Regions from separate parts of the Homo sapiens genome. Here region 1 is linked to region 2. The links are chromatin loops, found by intact Hi-C in ENCODE. Cell type or tissue: transverse colon. All regions are shown on one strand.

Region 1 (2,500 bases), 230 kb before region 2:
CCCTGACTGAGGGAAGAGAAGGTCCCTCCCAGGGCCCTGCCCGTCACTCAGTTTCCAGGCCGCACATTCCTTTCTTGGCCATTAGGAGCTGTTTTTTTCAACGGAGGGAGTGACATTGACAGTGACAGCTTCCCTAAAGGCAGGCACAGCCGACTGATGACAGATCAGAATCACAAACCCCTCTGGCCCAGGCCAAGAATCTACTCAGCTTGGGAAATAAACAATCTGACCCAACACGTCTACATGGACCCACCCAGCTGCTCCCCTAGCCTCTGGACCCAGGAGCCTCACCCGGTACAGCTGGTCCACCTGTGCCTGGCACTGCATGTAGGCTTCATAGTCTGCAAACACCTTGAACCTGGAATGGGAGAAAGGAGGCTGGGCCAGGGCAGCAGGGAGCCCTGCCCACACTGTCCCGAGGGGAGAGTCCCAGGGCAGGAGGCCAGGCACCATCCACCTGGTCCTGTCTGGAGCGAAGGGGCCCACCCACGCAGCTGGTCAGAGCCAGGCTGCACCAGGCCCATTTGGCCACAGGGCTTCTCTGTGAGCAACACTTATGTCCTGGGACAATATTTTAGAAAAACCTTATTTCAACCCAACACTCCTTTAAATAAACTGGCATTTAAAACGTGTCTTCCACACGCAGGGCAGTTAGAGCTGCACATGGGAGAGGCCTCCTGGGCAGACAGTGGAGAGCCCATGGCGCCGCCTCAGGGCAGGGGGCACTTGCTGGGGAACGGCATCTCCATTTGCCGTCTTAAGTCTAACTGGGATTTGCCTACACAGGAAATACTGACTTGCAGTTCCTGATGTGCTGAACAAAAATGCCAGATTTATGAATCTACAAATGCATTTCTGTTCACTATCGAGTCAGAAGCACACTTCACGAAATGCAGAGTTCACAATTTTAAAAGCACTTCCTTTATCACAGACCTCAGCAGGGCCCAGGTTCCAGCCCAGATCCCAGCATGTGGTCAGAGCTGGTGTGACTGAAGCCAACAGGTGACACGGTCATCGAAGAGCAGCAGACAAAACTAAAACTAACCCAAAGGCAGCTGAAAGTGGAGGGCAGGTGAATTCCCAGCCCTCGCCGGATTCAACTTTTGCCAACGGTGAAGAACTGCCCTGAGCTGCAAACCTTACAAAGTCTGTAACTCTAGATAAACCATACCATGTGCTAACTGCACTGAAATAAAACACTAACTACATTATAATGTCACATCGTTGCAAGTGAAATCCATTTTCACCACTGCCTGTCACTGGCACTGACGCCTGCCGCGGTTCCGCAGCCCTTGTGCGCCCCCTACCCCACCCCAGGGAGTTTTGGGCCCATGCTCCCTCTACTGGCCTGCTGGGACACGGCTGCCCCTGGGACCTCCAACCAGCAGAGGACACCCCCTCCTGCTCAGCACATTGGTCCACAAGGCCTGGGGGCTGGACTGTGCTGCTGTGTCTCGCTGCCCAGGGCCCCCTGGCATTGCCAGAGGCCATCGCAAACTCCCAGCTGGGGTCTAAGGCTCTGCCCAGTAAGGTCTCATGGGCACAGTGGAGAAGACGTCCTGAAAGCACGGGTTTTGCTCTCCAAACAAGGTGGAATATCCAACCCACGAAGAGGACCCCTCCCTCCCTCCCTCCCTCCCAGCCACCCAACCAGGGAAGTCGGTCCCACCTGTCATGGTGCATCAGCATGTTCACGATGTCCTTGAAGCAGTCTGGCTCCTTGGGAGAAAAAAAGCCACTGCTGATCTGGTCCACGGCCTGCTTCAGCTCGGGCAGGTGGTCGTAGTACTCCCTGGCATTGTACCTGTGAGGCGATGGGCCAGGAGTCAGCAGCCAGCGCCCCAGGTGGGCCACCTTGGAGAACAAGCCATGTTGGTGCCTGGCACAGCCCCTGCCCCAGGATGGCCCTGGGAGCTCAAGGCCTGCACGGTCCAGGGCAGCAGCCAGTGGCCATGGGTGGTTACGAGGCCCTTGAGCAGGGACCTGCTCGAGCAGAGATGTGAAGTCAGTCTAAAGCCAATCCCACCTGCTCCTTTGACTGTTAAAGAAATGTCATCACTAGCAGATCTGCTAGGACATAGTGGCTGATGCCACATTCCTAGTGGAGAGGGCCACTCAGAACTTGGCTCACTGTGAAATCCTGGGCAGAGCTTTTGAAAAACAGACGGCCGGAGGGGCAGGAAGTGAAATGGAGCACCTTGGCTGGGACCTCGAAGATGGAAAAGGAAAAACGCAAGCAAGACCAGACAGGACAAGGCAGAGCTAAGTGGGAGAGGGACGGACGGGCAGACATGGGCATCCCAGGACGGGGCCCGGGCAGAAGAAGCTGTGTGAGGGCGCAGAAAGGGAGCACAGGCCTCTGTGCTCGGGCCAGCAAGGCACAGCTCTGACTTCAGATGGCATGTGTGGTTTCACCTGACCCTACTTAAGGCCTCACAGGCTCCCCAGTGCTTCAAGGCAATCAGGCAACACTGCCTTTTCTTTGTAATTATCGCTTGGA
Region 2 (2,500 bases):
GGGTGTGCATGTGTGTGGCGTGTGTTTGTGATGTGTGCGTGTGTGTGGTGTGTGCATTATGTGTAGTGTGTGTGGTGTGTGTGTGCGAGTGTGTGTGGTGTGGTTGTGTAGGGGTGTGTGTGGTGTGTGGTGTGTGTGCGTGCTGTGTGGTTGTGTGTGGTGTGTGTGGTGTGTGCGTGTGTGTGGTGTGTGTGTGGTGTGGTGCCTATGTGTGGTGTGTGCATGTGCATGACGTGTGTGTGGTGTGTGTGTGTGGTGTGGGGGGGTGTGAGGGTGTGTTTGTGCTGTGTATGGTGTGTGTGTGTGGTGTGTGTGTGTGGTGTGTGTGTGTAGTGTATGTGTGTCTATCCCATGCCCCATGTCTTGCATCCTCTTTTCTAAATTTTCTTTCTTTTTTACTCTATGCTACAATTTCTATTTAATGGGAAAATTTAATTAATTCAGTTATTACTGATATGATGTATGGACATATCTCTTGATCTTATTTTATATTTCCCAACTTGCCATCCTTGCTTGTTCCTTCCCCACTCCACCCTTTCCTGTTTTGTTTTATTAAAATTGACCAACTTTTCTTCCATTTCTTTCACCAATGGTTTGGAAATCACATACTCTTTTTAGTTTTCTAATAATTATACATAAAATTTAAACATACCTAATAAACATGTTTCTATCACTATGTAGAGTTAGCCTGCATTTATATCATTCCTCCATCCAGACAAAAACTTTGGCTGGACAAAAATGGCTTTACTTTACTTCTACTTCTCCCTGGTCCCCAGCCAAAAAACCTGACGCTTTCCCCAGAGCACCTTCGCAGTGCTCCCAGCTGCCCTCTCAAGCCACTTCCCAGGTCTGGCTGCCATTGTCAGACGCCACTGGACCGGAAATCTACCAAAACGTCAATGCCTGCTTGCACGTAAGTCCAGGATAAAGTTAATTCTAGTTAAACTAATATGAAAAGAAAACCACAAGGGGTGTTCCTGACTATATCCCTCAGTTATAGTTTCTGCCTTGAATTCTAACCCATTTGCCTGCTACCTGCCAGGGGCTCCTCCTCAGAATTTCTCTTCCACCAAGGGATTTGTGTTTTCCCAATTTATCAGACTTTTAAAGGAATCTATCTGTCTATCTATCATCTATCTATCTATCTATCTATCTATCTATCTATCTATCTATCATCTATCTATCTATCATCTATACACTTCCTGTACCCAGTCCGTCTTGATGGAGTATGTATCTTTGCGAGGGCGAACAGATTTCTCATATCCTCATCCAGAATTCCCCGAGTTCAGGACTATCACACTGTCTTGGCCATAGTCAATCTGTGTTGATTAATTTACTAAGGAGACAAAGGTTATTCTGAGAGGGCTCATTATTAGGGAAATGCTCCTGGGCTTCCTTTGATGGCGATATGATCTTAAGGAATGCGTGAGTTCTTCTGGTTGGCTTGTCCTGTGGAAGATTTGACAGATTGCTTAGATAGGCTGGAAAGCAGCATCAGTTACAGAGCCAGGGGGCAGTGTTGGCCAGCTTTACAATTTCTCAACATTCAGCCCGGTAAGAAATTTGACTAATGCTATTAGTTCCTCATCAATAGATACACATCCTCTTGGGTCCTCGCTGGTGTTTTCAGGGCTGGGGCCATGTTTCATCTCTCTTTGGGACCCACAGAAACTGGTCTCTGGGAAAGCCATGTCCAGCCCTAGCGATCAGCACCTTTGCAGACTAATTCCTCCCCTGCCTGTGGTCTCTGCTCAAAGCTGTGACTGCATCATAAACCTTCACACCTGAGTTTGAGCTGAGAGGCTGGGAAGCCCAAGAAGTTCCTGAGGCGGTAGGCAGAGATGCGATGGCAGTTTTAGTGACCTTTGCCTTCTCAGGACAGAGCAAAGGGGCCGACAGCTCAGATCTAGCCAAAGGCTGTTCCCTGGTTTCCCTCTCCCCCTTGTAGCCTCTTATCATGGAGGGATCAAGAAACCAGGTGATTGCTGCAAAACAAGCAACCGAGCAATATCTGCGTGATGACTCAAGCAGTGCACCTGGCTCCAAGACCACTCAGGGGACAGGGTGGGCTACCAGCAGGCATCAGGACCCCTGGCCCTCCATGTGTGTGGGGACTGGTTCAGGCTTCTGCTGGACGATGAAACTACAGGACAAAGCCATGAGGGCAGGTGGCCCCTGGTCTTTCAGGCACAGTGGAAACCCTGCTGCTGCCGGTGCCTCTGCCTGGGTGTGGGAGTCTGTTTCTCTGAGCACAGTGTTGAACTTGGGACTATCCCTTTTGTCCTCTGGACTATAAGCCTCCTCCTCTAAGGTCCACATTCTAGTTGTCACTCAAATTCAAACTAAAGCAAACGCCGAGTTCTAGCTGAGGATCCATTTCCTAGCTTCACCTCTCAATTTTTAGTTTTATGCAAGTCAAAATCTAAACCTTCCCAGCCAGAGCTGGCTGCCATTCTCAGAAGCTACTGGACTGGAAATCTACCAAAATGTCAATGCCTGC

Evidence for each region. Peaks named below come from ENCODE experiments on the same cell type or tissue, not always from the same donor. Only the 100,000 strongest peaks of a DNase experiment are listed, where the experiment ranks them.
Region 1: it touches region 2 in a loop (5-fold over the local background); 7 of 110 quality-filtered maps call a loop at or near these places.

Annotation. Positions count from the first base shown.
Region 1 is chr20:25,293,462-25,295,961 of GRCh38, reverse strand. It overlaps PYGB (glycogen phosphorylase B), which reads right to left. Exons shown (of 20, transcript NM_002862.4): 18 at 1,670-1,804; 19 at 292-358. It also overlaps a transcript of ABHD12 not described here. Among named protein-coding and RNA genes, the nearest start is that of PYGB, 47 kb to the right of the region's middle. RefSeq lists enhancers at 1-314, 1,360-1,882. In transverse colon, a CTCF peak has its summit at 1,358; a DNase peak (open chromatin) is centred at 413; H3K27ac peaks cover 2,018 bases.
Region 2 is chr20:25,064,934-25,067,433 of GRCh38, reverse strand. It overlaps LOC124904882 (a long non-coding RNA gene), which reads left to right and starts at 837. Exons shown (of 2, transcript XR_007067555.1): 1 at 837-913. In transverse colon, a CTCF peak has its summit at 1,520; a DNase peak (open chromatin) is centred at 1,533.